Regions from separate parts of the Homo sapiens genome. Here region 2 is linked to region 1. A link is an interaction called in ENCODE POLR2A ChIA-PET data of the cell type or tissue named here. Cell type or tissue: PC-3. All regions are shown on one strand. Each heading gives the region's core, and the rest is flanking DNA. Links, peaks and the distances in the headings are about the cores only.

Region 1 (7,418 bases), core at 2,431-4,930:
GCTACTGCAACGAATGCTTTCAGTTCAAGCAGATGTATGGCTAACCGGAAACAGGTGGGTCACCTCCTGCAAGAAGTGGGGCCTCGAGCTGTCAGTCATCATGGTGCTATCCTCTGAACCCCTCAGCTGCCACTGCAACAGTGGGCTTAAGGGTGTCTGAGCAGGAGAGGAAAGATAAGCTCTTCGTGGTGCCCACGATGCTCAGGTTTGGTAACCCGGGAGTGTTCCCAGGTGGCCTTAGAAAGCAAAGCTTGTAACTGGCAAGGGATGATGTCAGATTCAGCCCAAGGTTCCTCCTCTCCTACCAAGCAGGAGGCCAGGAACTTCTTTGGACTTGGAAGGTGTGCGGGGACTGGCCGAGGCCCCTGCACCCTGCGCATCAGGACTGCTTCATCGTCTTGGCTGAGAAAGGGAAAAGACACACAAGTCGCGTGGGTTGGAGAAGCCAGAGCCATTCCACCTCCCCTCCCCCAGCATCTCTCAGAGATGTGAAGCCAGATCCTCATGGCAGCGAGGCCCTCTGCAAGAAGCTCAAGGAAGCTCAGGGAAAATGGACGTATTCAGAGAGTGTTTGTAGTTCATGGTTTTTCCCTACCTGCCCGGTTCCTTTCCTGAGGACCCGGCAGAAATGCAGAACCATCCATGGACTGTGATTCTGAGGCTGCTGAGACTGAACATGTTCACATTGACAGAAAAACAAGCTGCTCTTTATAATATGCACCTTTTAAAAAATTAGAATATTTTACTGGGAAGACGTGTAACTCTTTGGGTTATTACTGTCTTTACTTCTAAAGAAGTTAGCTTGAACTGAGGAGTAAAAGTGTGTACATATATAATATACCCTTACATTATGTATGAGGGATTTTTTTAAATTATATTGAAATGCTGCCCTAGAAGTACAATAGGAAGGCTAAATAATAATAACCTGTTTTCTGGTTGTTGTTGGGGCATGAGCTTGTGTATACACTGCTTGCATAAACTCAACCAGCTGCCTTTTTAAAGGGAGCTCTAGTCCTTTTTGTGTAATTCACTTTATTTATTTTATTACAAACTTCAAGATTATTTAAGTGAAGATATTTCTTCAGCTCTGGGGAAAATGCCACAGTGTTCTCCTGAGAGAACATCCTTGCTTTGAGTCAGGCTGTGGGCAAGTTCCTGACCACAGGGAGTAAATTGGCCTCTTTGATACACTTTTGCTTGCCTCCCCAGGAAAGAAGGAATTGCATCCAAGGTATACATACATATTCATCGATGTTTCGTGCTTCTCCTTATGAAACTCCAGCTATGTAATAAAAAACTATACTCTGTGTTCTGTTAATGCCTCTGAGTGTCCTACCTCCTTGGAGATGAGATAGGGAAGGAGCAGGGATGAGACTGGCAATGGTCACAGGGAAAGATGTGGCCTTTTGTGATGGTTTTATTTTCTGTTAACACTGTGTCCTGGGGGGGCTGGGAAGTCCCCTGCATCCCATGGTACCCTGGTATTGGGACAGCAAAAGCCAGTAACCATGAGTATGAGGAAATCTCTTTCTGTTGCTGGCTTACAGTTTCTCTGTGTGCTTTGTGGTTGCTGTCATATTTGCTCTAGAAGAAAAAAAAAAAAGGAGGGGAAATGCATTTTCCCCAGAGATAAAGGCTGCCATTTTGGGGGTCTGTACTTATGGCCTGAAAATATTTGTGATCCATAACTCTACACAGCCTTTACTCATACTATTAGGCACACTTTCCCCTTAGAGCCCCCTAAGTTTTTCCCAGACGAATCTTTATAATTTCTTTCCAAAGATACCAAATAAACTTCAGTGTTTTCATCTAATTCTCTTAAAGTTGATATCTTAATATTTTGTGTTGATCATTATTTCCATTCTTAATGTGAAAAAAAGTAATTATTTATACTTATTATAAAAAGTATTTGAAATTTGCACATTTAATTGTCCCTAATAGAAAGCCACCTATTCTTTGTTGGATTTCTTCAAGTTTTTCTAAATAAATGTAACTTTTCACAAGAGTCAACATTAAAAAATAAATTATTTAAGAACAGATTGTGATGTTTTCAATTGATGAATGCTGAAAGAAAAAGAAAGGCTTGGATATTAAGACTGTGCTTCCTAAGCAGCTTTATTTTGAGGTGCACCTGAGCAATGCACACATCTCTCATCCATGGTAGCAAGGCAGCTTTTCATAAATAATAACTGTATGAGGTCCAGGCCCAGTCCTCAAGCACAAGCCCCCGCTTGACAATGAAGACACTCTTCCTCTGATGGGAAGAGGAAAGGGATGCTAGGACCCTGTGGCCCTTTTAAGCTTCCTGCCCTAAACTTTTATAAAGTGAAGAAAGAGAAAACAAGAGGGAGGAGGAGGGAAAGACAGGAAAGAGAGAAGTAGGCAGGCAGGAAGGAAGACTGATGTAAGATCTCCTGGGTCAGACAAAGCAGAGGAGGCAGCGTGGCTGTGCTGGCTGCCAGAACCAGGAAATTAAAAAATAACACATTCCTCCATGCGCAAGCCTTCATCCCCACCTCCCATCCAGTACAAATGGACTCACAGACGACTGATTCAGCAGGACTGCGCAGCTCCCAGAATCTACTTTTTTAAGCTCCTCGGGTGATCTGGATGATCAGCCAGATTTTAGAATCACACTTTAAAAAATATATTTATAATTTTTTTTTAACTTTTTAAAAGTAGAAAACTTTAATAAGAAAGTGACAAGTACTATAAAGAGCCACTCTATAGCCATCCTCCAGTTTCAATAATTACCAACGTTCTGCCCAATTTGTTTCATCTATCACATCCTCTTTTTTGTTTTTCCTGGACTACTTGAAAGCAAATCCCAGATATTGTGTCTTCATACCCATAAATATTTCAGTGTGCACCTCTAATTGAATAGAATATGTCCTTTTAACATAACCACCATTATCAGAGCCAGCTAAATTATTTTATTCTTTAATATCCAAATTCCAAGTATGTATTCTAATTTCTCAGTTTATCCACCATACAAGACAAAGTCTTATTGCTTTCGTTTAGTAAGGATCTTTTCTTTTTTTTTTAATGTTTAGCAATATTTATTAGGACGTATACCTACCTTATGATCCAAAAATTCCAATCCTAGGTATACACTCAATGGTATACACTCTACTCCTAGCTATACACCCATAAAACAGAAATGCATGCATATGTTCACCAAAATATGGTACTAAAATGTTCATCTCAGCAGTATTCATAATAGCTCCAAACTACAAACGATCCAAATGTTCATTAACAGGAGAAAAGAGAAATATATTGTGGTATATTCATATAATGGATTATCATATAGCAGTAAGAGTGAATAGGCACCTGTAGTTCCAGCTACTCAGGAGGCTGAGGTGGGAGAACTGCTTAAGGCTACAGTGAGTTATAAGGCTCTATTTATTTATTTATTTATTTTTGAGACAGAGTCTTTTTTAAATTTTTTTTTATTATACTTTAAGTTCTGGGATACATGTGTAGAACGTTCAGGTTTGTTACATAGGTATACATGTGCCATAGTGGTTTGCTGCACCCATCAACCCATCATCTACATTAGGTATTTCTACTAATGCTGTGCCTCTCCTAGCCCCCCTACCCCGTGACAGGCCCCAGTGTGTGATGTTCCCTTCCCTGTGTCCATGTGTTCTCATTGTTCAACTCCCACTTATAAGTGAGAACATGCAGTGTCTGGTTTTCTGTTCCTGTGTTAGTTTGCTGAGAATGATGGTTTCCAGCTTCATCCATGGCTTTGCAAAGGACATGAACTCATCCTTTTTTATGGCTGCATAGTATTCCATGGTGTATATGTGCCACATTTTCTTTATCCAGTCTATCATTGATGGGCATTTGGTTGGTTCCAAGTCTTTGCTATTGTGAATAGTGCCCCAATAAACATACATCATACATGTGCATGTGTCTTTATAGTAGCATGATTTATAATCCTTTGGGTATATACCCAGTAATGGGATTACTGGGTCAAGTCGTATTTCTGGTTCTAGATCCTTGAGGAATTGCCACACTGTCTTCTACAATGATTGAACTAATTTACACTCTCACCAACAGTGTAAAAGCATTCCTATTTCTCCACATGCTCTCCAGCTTGTGATGTTTCCTTTTTTTTTTTTTTTTTTTAGATGGAGTCTCACTCTGCTGTCACCCAGGCTGGAGTGCAGTGGTGTGATCTCAGCTCACTGCAACCTCCATCTCCCGGGGTCCAAGCGATTCTCCTGCTTCAGCCTCCTGAGTAGCTGGCACTACAGGCACCCGCCACCATGCCTAGCTAATTTTTATATTTTTAGTAGAGACGGGGTTTCACCATATTGGCCAGGCTGCTTTCGAACTCCTGACTTTATGATCCACCTGCCTGGACCTCCCAAAGTGCTGGGATTACAGGCATGAACCACCATGCCCGGCATTTCCTGACTTTTTAATGATCGCCATTGTAACTGGCATGAGATGGTATCTCATTGTGGTTTTGATTTGCGTTTCTCTAGTGACCAGTGATGATGAACTTTTTCTCATATGTTTTTTGGCCGCATAAATGTCTTCTTTTGAGAAATGTCTGTTCATATCCTTCACCCACTTTTTGATGTTTTTTTTTTTTCTTGTAAATTAGTTTAAGTTCTTCGTAGATTCTGGATATTAGCCCATTGTCAGATGAGTAGATTGCAAAAATTTTCTCCCATTCTGTAGGTTGCCTGTTCACTCTGATGATAGTTTCTTTTGCTGTGCAGAAGCTCTTTAGTTTAATTAGATTCCATATGTCAATTTTGGCTTTTGTTGCCATTGCTTTTGGTGTTTTAATCATGAAGTCTTTGCCCATGCCTATGTCCTCAATGGTATTGCCTACGTTTTCTTCTAGGGTTTTTATGGTTTTAGGTCTTACAGTTAAGTCTTTAATCCATCTTGAGTTAATTTTTGTATAAGGTGTAAGGAAGGGGTTCACTTTCAGTTTTCTGCATATGGCTAGCCAGTTTTCCCAGCACCATTTATTAAATAGGGAATCCTTTCCCCATTTCTTGTTTTTGTCAGGTTTGTCAAAGATCACATGGTTGTAGATGTGTGGTGTTATTTCTGAGGCCTCTATTCTGTTCCGTTGGTCTATATATCTGTTTTGGTACCAGTGCCATGCTGTTTTGGTTACTGTAGCCTTGTAGTATAGTTTGAAGTCAGGTAGCATGATGCCTCCAGCTTTGCTCTTTTTGCTTAGGATTATCTTGGCTATATGCGTTCTTTTTTGGTTCCATATGAAATTTAAAGTAGAACCACCATGCTCAGAATTTCCTGACTTTTTAATGATCGCCATTGTAACTGCCATAAGATGGTATCTCATTGTGGTTTTGATTTGCATTTCTCTAGTGACCAATGATGATGAGTTTTTTCTCATATGTTTGTTGACTGCATAAATGTCTTCCTTTGAGAAATGTCTGTTCATATCCTTCACCCAATTTTTGATGGGGTTTTTTTTTCTTGTAAATTTGTTTAAGTTCTTTGTAGATTCTGGATATTAGCCCGTTGTCAGATGAGTAGATTGCAAAAATTTTCTCCCATTCTGTAGGTTACCTGTTCACTCTGATGATAGTTTCTTTTGCTGTGCAGAAGCTCAGAATTTTTCTAATTCTGTGAAGTAAGTCAATGGTAGCTTAATAGGGACAGCATTGAATCTATAAATTACTTTGGGCAGTATGGCCATTTTCACAATATTGATTCTTCTTATCCATGAGCATGAAATGTTTTTCCATTTGTTTGTGTCCTCTCTGATTTCCTTGAGCAGTGGTTTGTAGTTCTCCTTGAAGAGGTCCTTCACATCCCTTGTAAGTTGTATTCCTAGGTATTTTATTCTTTTTGTAGCAATTGTGAATAGGAGTTCACTTATGATTTGGCTCTCTGTTTGTCTATTATTGGTGTATAGGAATGTTTGTGATTTTTGCACATTGATTTTGTATCCTGAGACTTTGCTGAAGTTGCTTATCAGCTTAAGGAGATTTTGGGCTGAGACGATGGGGTTTTCTAAATATACAATCATGTCATCTGCAAACAGAGACAATTTGACTTCTTCTCTTCCTATTCGAATACTCTTTATTTCTTTCTCTTGCTTGATTGCCCTGGCCAGAACTTCCAACACCATGTTGAATAGGAGTGGTGAGAGAAGGCATCCGTGTCTTGTGCTCATTTTCAAAGGAAATGCTTCCAGCTTTTGCCCATTCAGTATATTAGCTATGGATTTGTTATAAATAGCTCTTATTATTTTGAGATATGTTCCATCAATACCTAGTTTGTTGAGAGTTTTTAGCATGAAGGGGTGTTGAATTTTGTTGAAGGCCTTTTCTGCATCTGTTGAGATAATCATGTGGTTTTTGTCATTGGTTCTGTTTATGTGATGGATTACATTTATTGATTTGCATATGTTGAACCAGCCTTGCATCCTAGGGATGAAGCCAACTTGATCGTGGTGGGTAAGCTTTTTGATGTGCTGCTGGATTCAGTTTGCCAGTATTTTATTGAGGGTTTTTGCATTGTTGTTCATCAGGGATATTGGCCTGAAATTTTCTTTTTTGGTTATGTCTCTGCCAGCTTTTGGTATCAGGATGATGCTGGCCTTAAAATAAGTTAGGGAGGAGTCCCCTTTTTCTATTGTTTGGAATAGTTTCAGAAGGAATGGTACCAGCTCCTCTTTGTACCTCTGGTAGAATTCGGTGGTGAATCCTCCTGGTCCTGGGCTTTTTTTTGGTTGATAGGCTATTAATTACTCCCTCAATTTTAGAACTTGTTATTGGTCTATTCAGGGATTCCACTTCTTCCTGGTTTAGTCTGGGGTGGGTGTATGTGTCCAAGAATTTATCCATTTCTTCTAGATTTCCTAGTTTATTTGCATAGAGGTGTTTATAGTATTCTCTGATGGTAGTTTGTATTTCTGTGGGACCAGTGGTGATATCCCCTTTATCCTGTTTTATTGTGTCTATTTGATTCTTCTCTCTTTTTTTCTTTATTAGTCTGGCTAGCAGTCTATCTATTTTGTTAATATTTAAAAAAAAAATAAGCTCCTGGATTTATTGATTTTTTGAAGGGTTTTTCATGTCTCTATCTCCTTCAGTTCTGCTCTGATCTTAGTTATTTCTTGTCTTCTGCTAGCTTTTGAATTTGTTTGTTCTTGCTTCTCTAGCTCTTTTAATTGTGATGTTAGGGTGTTGATTTTAGATCTTTCCTGCTTTCTCCTGTGAGCATTTAGTGCTATAAATTTCCCTCTAAACACTGCTTTAGCTGTGTCCCAGAGATTCTGGTACATTGTGTCTTTGTTCTCACTGGTTTCAAATAACTTATTTATTTCTACCTTAATTTTGTTATTTATCCAGTGGTTATTCAGGTGCAAGTTGTTCCGTTTCCATGTAGTTGTGTGGTTTTGAGTGAGTTTCTTA
Region 2 (7,418 bases), core at 2,085-4,584, 630 kb before region 1:
TGAGAATCCCTTGAACCCGGGAGATGGAGGTTGCAGTGACCTGAGATCATGACACTGCATTCCAGCCTGGGTGACAGAGTGAGACTCCATCTAAAAAAAAAAAAAAAAAAAAAGGAAAGGAAAGAAAAGGATCTGCACATGAATGGGATCTCAGGACTATGGCCTATGTAGGTAAAATAAAGGTGAAAATTATTTCTCTTATTTGGTGTTGCAGGAGGTCAGGGACCCAGAACGGAGGGACCGGCTGGAGCTGTGGCAGAGGAACATAAATTGTGAAGATTTCATGGACATTTATCAGTTCCGAAAATTAATACTCATAATTTCTTATGCCTGTCTTACTTTAATCTCTTAATCCTGTTATCTTCGTAAGCTGAGAATATATGTCACCTCAGGACCACTATTGTACAAACTGATTGTAAAACATGTGTGTTTGAACAATATGAAATCAGTGCACCTTGAAAAAGAACAGAACAACAGCGATTTTAGGGAACAAGGGAAGACAACCATAAGATCTGACTGCCTGTGGGGTCTGGCAGAATAGAGCCATATTTTTCTTCTTGCAGAGAGCCTATAAATGGACGTGCAAGTAGGAGAGATATTGCTAAATTCTTTTCCTAGCAAGGAATATAGTATTAAGACCCTAGGAAAAGAATTGCATTCCTGGGGGGAGGTCTATAAACAGCCACTCTGGGAGTGTCTGTCCTATGTGGTTGAGGTTCTCTGCTCTTGAACCCTGTTTTCTGTTAAGATGTTTATCAAGACAATACATGCACAGCTGAACATAGACCCTCATCAGGAGTTTTTGATTTCGTCCTTTGCTTTGTGATCTTTGCTTTGCCCTTTGCCTTGTGATGTTTATTGGCCTTAGAAGCATATGATCTTTGTTCTCCCTTTTGCCCTTTGATGAAGCATGTGATCTTTGTGACCTACTCCCTGTTCGTACACCCCCTTCCCTTTTAAAGTCCTTAATAAAAACCTGCTGGTTTTGCGGCTCAGGTGGGCATCACGGACCTACCGATATGTGATGTCACCTCTGGTGGCCCAGCTGTAAAATTCCTCTCTTTGTACTCTTTCTCTTTATTTCTCAGACTGGCCGACACTTAGGGAAAATAAAAAGAACCTATGTTGAAATATTGGGGGTGGGGTTCCCCAATAATTCAGTTTTTCTAAAACTGCACTGAACTAAACTAAATTCTCCAGTGAGCATTCTCACAGCCTGTCATTTTCATGGGTTCACTTCCTACATTTTGTTCCTTAAATCTTAGTGACAATGCCTCTTAGAATGGAAGCTGAAACAAACAAAAATTGTTAGGTTGTAGATGTTAGTTCCCTGTTGATACTAATTCTTTTCTCTTCTTCAATTTCTTATTTGATGAGAAAAAGCCCTCTCACATTCTCAAGTTCAATGGTCTTTTCAGCAGAAGGGCACATGCTAGTAAATATAATTTTCTATCTGTGTGTGTCTGAGTTGGTGATAATAACACCTCACATCTGTGGAAGATAAATTATTACTCTCCTTGGAAAAACTCTGACAAAGATTAAGTTTTCTTGAGACTATTACATATTGTTTCACAATTTAAAAAAAAGTTATAAAACTTATCAAAGTATTAAAATAGTGCATTTCTGTTATAATAAAAATAGCTTCTGTATATATGGGTTTCTCATATATATAAATATATATGGGTTTCTCCTAACTCTTCAGGGTAGATATTATTATATTCAGAAATTGTGGATCAGAAAAAAAAAGTAAGTACTTGCCCAAGGTCGCACAGCTATAAAATGGCAGAGCTGGGATATAAGCTATGTCACAATTTGCTCTAAATTATACCATGCCAAGTCCCCTTCAAGCCTTAAATCCCTAAAACCTCATAAATATAGAACTCTCAGGGCTTCTGTAAAAGCCCTATGGTCTAACCTCTTAATTTTACAAACAAAGAAACTGAAACCCAGAGAAGTTAAGTGATTAACCAGGATCACACAGTAATTAGAACTTAGATCTTATGATCCTGGGCCACTGATTGTTTCTGCATGCAAATCTGAAATTTAAAATTTGAGAACTATGAATGAAAAATGTTTAAATGAAAGTTGAAAAACATCCCAACTTTGGATACAGTCTTAATGTAGGAATATTTGCCACCTAATATTGATACTGATATTGTGAAGAGTGGGAAGTGGCAATGGAGTGTGAAGAAGATGAAGGTCTTGACCTTCTTTCCTGAAGGTTGACCTGCTCTAGGAGAGGAAACCAATCATCCCTTCTTTCTTTCTTCATCCTGCGCCAGGACCATGGCATGTGCTGTTCCATCTGCCTGCTATGATTCCCTACCTCTCACTTGGTTAACCATCATTCTTCCTTCAGATCTCAGCTCAGAGCATCACTTCCTCAGGGAGATCTTCCTAGAATTCACTGGCTCCACTTACACTCTGGGCCTGCAGTGTGGAATGACTGCAGTTTCCTGGGTTAACCAGGACCCTGGATCATGGCTCAAGCTGACATCTGCTGGCAATGCCACCTTCCCCATTTATATTTGTGGAGCCACCTTTACTCCACCTTTTTCACCTGGCAGACACCAAATTATCCTTAAGACATAGTTTAATCATTACCTTTCCTTAAGGATGGGGGTGGCCATGATGACTACCATGGCCTCAGAGCTCTTATCACAATGCCACTAGCACTTTGTTGAGTTCACTGCTTTATAGCTCTATCCCCACTGCTAGAATGTGACCAAGTTTTTTATCACTGCATCCAGAGGGGTTTGAATGGTTCTGGGAATAAGAGATATTTGTTAAAGAAATGCTTTTTCAAAAAAAATTAGATCACTGGAAATTATTCAATTCATACTGAAACCCTGATTGGGAACTAGATAGTAAATATTTACAGTTTATCGCAATAGAAAGTTCTTCATTGCTTATGTGGATATATTATAGTTATGATGCAAGTTACTCTGTTTACACTGTACAAAACAAAATTTCCAGTGGTTTGTGAAGCTATATAGTGTCTTTTATATGTCACACTGTAAATATTTGCTGAAGTCATGCAATGGGCTATACACTTGCAGAATTTTAAGAGGTGTTTGGTAATTTTCTGTGCTGTCAAAGAGGGTGAAGTCTAAACTAGGTGTTAGCACTATTAGATTTATTCAGAAAACTTATCTTCCTACCTGTACCAAAATCACCAGCTCCAGGGGCACAGGAAAGCCCTTCTCACACCTGACAGAGCTCCTCAGACTAAAGCTAGAGCCCAGGACACATCCTCTGTGCCTTGGGGCCAGCAATAATGTTCCTGCCCTGCTGCAGTGTGGCCTCCTTCTCCACTGGACCCTGAGACCTCAGGGCTGAGCAGTTCCCTGGTGAAACACATTCTTTCTGTACTAACACCCTTCCCTTTCTAACTACACCATATCAGTTTCCTTTTGGCATTCTATCAAATTACTATAAACATAGGGGCTTAAAAGAGCACAAGTTTATTATCTTACAGTTCTGGAGGTTAGAAATCTGAAGTGAGTCTCACTGGGCTAACATCCAAGGGTAGGCAGGGCTGTGTTCCCTTCTGGAGGCCGTACGGGACAATCAGTTTCCCTGCCTTTCCGGCTTCTAGGGGCTGCCCACATTCTTTGGCTCATGGACTCTTCCTCCATCTTCAAAGCCAGCAACTACAGGTTGAATCCTTCTCACGTTGCTTTACTCTGCCCTCCTTTTCTGCCTCTCTCTTCCAGTTTTAAGGATCACAATGTGATTACATGTGGCCCACCTAAATAATTCATAATAATCTTCTCATCTCAAGGTCCTTTACTTAATATCGGTGAAGTCCATTTTGCTAAGGTAACATATATACAGAGTCTGGTGTTTAAGATACGGACATCTTTATGGGGAAGATGGGCATTATTCTGCCTCCCACATCCACCATTTCCATGATTATTGCCATTTTCATTCAGATATATACAGCAATTTGATTATTCTCCAATAAAGTCATTAATTTAATAGATATTTATTGATTACTTTGGCTATAAAGATGAGTTAAAATATATATGTTTACATCTAATATAAAATATACAGAGCCAAGCAAACAGTTGTAAAACCATGTGAAAACTGTCATCTGAAAAGAATTTCAGGGTATTAAGAGATCAGAGAGGAAATAGTGCTCAAGTCATCTCTGAATGAGACTGGAGATTGGAAATTGACTAGAAGGCACCTGGCAGGGGGAGCTTGGAGACAATCTTGAAGAATGTCTGAGAATTTTCCAAATAGACAATAGAGAATAGAAGGGGCTAGATAGAGAGAACAGCATATGTGAAGGCTCTAGACTGTGAGAAAGTATGTGGGCTTTGGGAACTGTGGTTAACTTGGTGTCACTAGAGCACTGCTGTCCTGTCGCACTTACAGTGATGATGCAACTATTCTGTGTCTGTGCTGTCATCACCGTCGCCACTGACCACATGTGGCTATTCAGCACTTGAGATGTGGTTAGTTGACAATGGGACTGAATATTTTCTTTTGTTTTATTGTAATTAATTTAAATCTAAATAGCCACATGTGGCTAGTGACTACCATATTGTCAGCACAGCTGTAGGGCATAGAGTACCTCTGAGTGGGTGATGGGAGAGATGAAGCTGGAGAGGTGAATGGGGGTTGGATTATGCCAGGCTTTTGTTTGTTTGTTTGTTTGTTGTGCAGGGAGTTTTGCATTTGTCCCCTGGAGATGTGATTTTCAGGCTGTGTTCCATGGTCATTTGTTCTGTACAGGTTATCCAGGGCTGCTGCTGGGGCTGGCAGTGGGGTGGGAAAGGGTCAGGAAGACTGAGTGGCTGGGTGGAAGTCTGCTCCCCGCTCCCCATAAACCCATCTCATGAGTTCCCTTCAGCTGAGCAGCTCCTATGACATCAGTTTAATATATTGGGCTTTTGTTGTATTGTATTATTGAGAGAAAATGACTGCGTTGCAGGATGGTGAGAAATAAATGATAGAGATTTGCATTTCTCGTATGTCACTCTGGCTAGAGGTCAGCTCAAGGCCGTGAGGAAGAGACTGGAGAGACAAGAGAAAAGAAGTGAGTCTGTCTTAATAGTCCCAACAACAGACCATTGGCTATCCAAATCGTCAGTACACCAGAGAATAGCTTTCAGGTGACCTGCGGACTTTCAACATGAAAAATTCAATCCAGAGTCCTGGGTGGGGCTCACGAGTCTGCATTTTTAACAACTCACCAAGTTATTCTTATGTGCCCTAGAATTGGAAACCCATGTATCTCAAGATTTTTTGCACAAACTGCAGCCTGTAGGATAAGAGAGAAACTTAGATCAGAGTAGAGGTTTTGCGACTCTAAGAACCAAAATGATTTCAGATGCCTGGTCATCCTCAACCTGGTGGACACGCCTTCATTCACTGGAGAAGCAGCAGCAGGGCTTGCTTCGAGTCCAGGGAAGCAAGAAAACAGATCTGATCCCCCTGTGGAGTGTGGAGTAGGGGCACTGCCCTTGATGGTGGGAGTGAAACCAACTTGTTTGCAGGTAAGCACATGAGAGACAGCCCTGGAAGCACTCAGGGGTGATGAACTTGACATGGAAGCAGAAATCCTGCAAAGCCTGAGGTGGAAAGTTGCCAAGGAAGTATGCATCATGATTGTTAATGTGCCTTTGTCTTAGTCCATTCCTGCTGCTATAATAAAATACCTTAGGCTGGGTGCAGTGGCTCATGCCTGTAATCCCAGTACACTGGCAGGCCAAGGCAGGTGGAACACCTGAGGCCAGGAGTTTGAGACCAGCCTAGCCAACATGGTGAAACTCTGCCTCTAGTAAAAAAAAAAAAAAAAAATTAGCTGGGCTTGGTGGTGCATACCTGTAATCCCAGCTACTCAGGAGACTGAGGCAAGAGAATTGCTTGAACCCGGGAGGTGGTGGCTGCAATGAGCCGAGATGGCACCGCTGCACTCCAGCCTAGGCAACAGAGCGAGACGCTGTCTCAAACAAAAACAAAAACAAACCTCAGACTGGGTAACTTATAATCAATGGAAATTTATTTCTCACAGTTCCAGAGACCGGGAAGTCCAATTTCAAAGTGCCAGCAGGTTTGGTGTCTGGTGAGGCTTGTACCTTCTTGCTGTGGTGGAGCCCTCATGACTTAATCACCATCTAAATGCCCCACCTTCTAATATGGTTGCACTGGAGAATAAATTGCAACATTAAATTTGGAGGGACACAAACATTCAAACTATAGCTGACTTCATCTACATCTCCAGCTGGTGAGGTCTGGAAGAAGTCAGGTTACACATACAGATGAGAAAGCTGAGGGTCAGAAAGTGGAGGTCTGTTGTATGAAAGGAAAATAAAAACCTGGGACCCCAATTCAGTACGCCAAGGGGAAAAATTAAGCTGAAAGCTGACTCATGCAAGCACCTGCCATTCCTTTTGTTCCTAAGCAGATAGCTACGATAAAATATTAAATATCTTCACTCTGTGTTTGAGGCAGGAGAATAGGGTCTGGAGGCAGGGAACCTAATGACTTCCTAGACGTAAATCAAGTGGAAATGCTTCAGCTATGACAGGAAATATTCTCTCCATTTACATAGGGCATACACTGAGTAAATGACTTTGTAACTTCACTTCATCCCCTTCGTTTCCATAGGGCATATACCAAGTAACGAATAAAAACCTCTAAAGGGTATTTAAACCCCAGAATATTCTGTAACGGGGCTCTTGAGCCCCTATGCTCAGACCCGCTCCCACACTGTGGAGTGTAGTTTCATTTTCAGTAAATCTCTGCTTTTGTTGCTTCATTCTTTCCTTGCTTTATTTGTGAGTTTTGTCCAACTCTTTGTTCCTGGACACCTTCCACTGGTAACATGTTCACCTTATCTTGTGTAAAGTGTGGATCCACTGAGGGCAAGACAAATACATAATTGACTATTCCCCTACCTGATCCTTTTGTCTTGCAATATGTGAGTTCAGTCACATGCCCATACCCTCTCTATTCCTTCTCCAGCTTGCTTTTCCTGGTTAAATTATTGAAGCCCTTAAAATCATCTTTGGAGAAAGGCACAGACCTGTCTCCTGGGTGCATCCTCAACCTTGGCAAAAAAAACTTCTAAATGGATTGTGACTTGTTTCAGATACTTTTTGGTTTACCGTTGTTATATGTTATCTAAGCTAACTCAGCTCTTTAGCGGAATTCTAACCCAGGTATGCCTAAATTCAAAATGTGAGGTTTTTCTGCATTATAGTGAATGACGGATATCAAGGCTTTTCTGATGACTTTGAAAAATAGTTGGATAGGCCAGACACAGTGGCTCACACCTGTAATCCCAGCACTTTGGGAGCCCCAGGCAGGTGGATCCCAAGGTCACGAGTTTGAGACCAGCCTGGTCAACATGGTGAAAACCCATCTGTATCAAAAACACAAAAAATGAGCCGGGCGTGGTGGTG

The links. Peaks named below come from ENCODE experiments on the same cell type or tissue, not always from the same donor. Only the 100,000 strongest peaks of a DNase experiment are listed, where the experiment ranks them.
Region 2: POLR2A ChIA-PET joins it to region 1 with 18 read pairs; 2 of 35 experiments call an interaction of 5 or more read pairs at or near these places.

The regions. Positions count from the first base shown.
Region 1 is chr6:137,881,276-137,888,693 of GRCh38, forward strand. TNFAIP3 (TNF alpha induced protein 3) reads left to right here. Exons shown (of 9, transcript NM_001270508.2): 9 at 1-2,037. The coding sequence ends at 44. Among named protein-coding and RNA genes, the nearest start is that of WAKMAR2, 17 kb to the left of the region's middle. In PC-3, for the core only: no CTCF peak of the experiment used is centred there; no DNase peak of the experiment used is centred there.
Region 2 is chr6:137,253,931-137,261,348 of GRCh38, forward strand. No RefSeq gene overlaps it. Among named protein-coding and RNA genes, the nearest start is that of IFNGR1, 38 kb to the left of the region's middle. In PC-3, for the core only: no CTCF peak of the experiment used is centred there; no DNase peak of the experiment used is centred there; H3K27ac peaks cover 1,215 bases.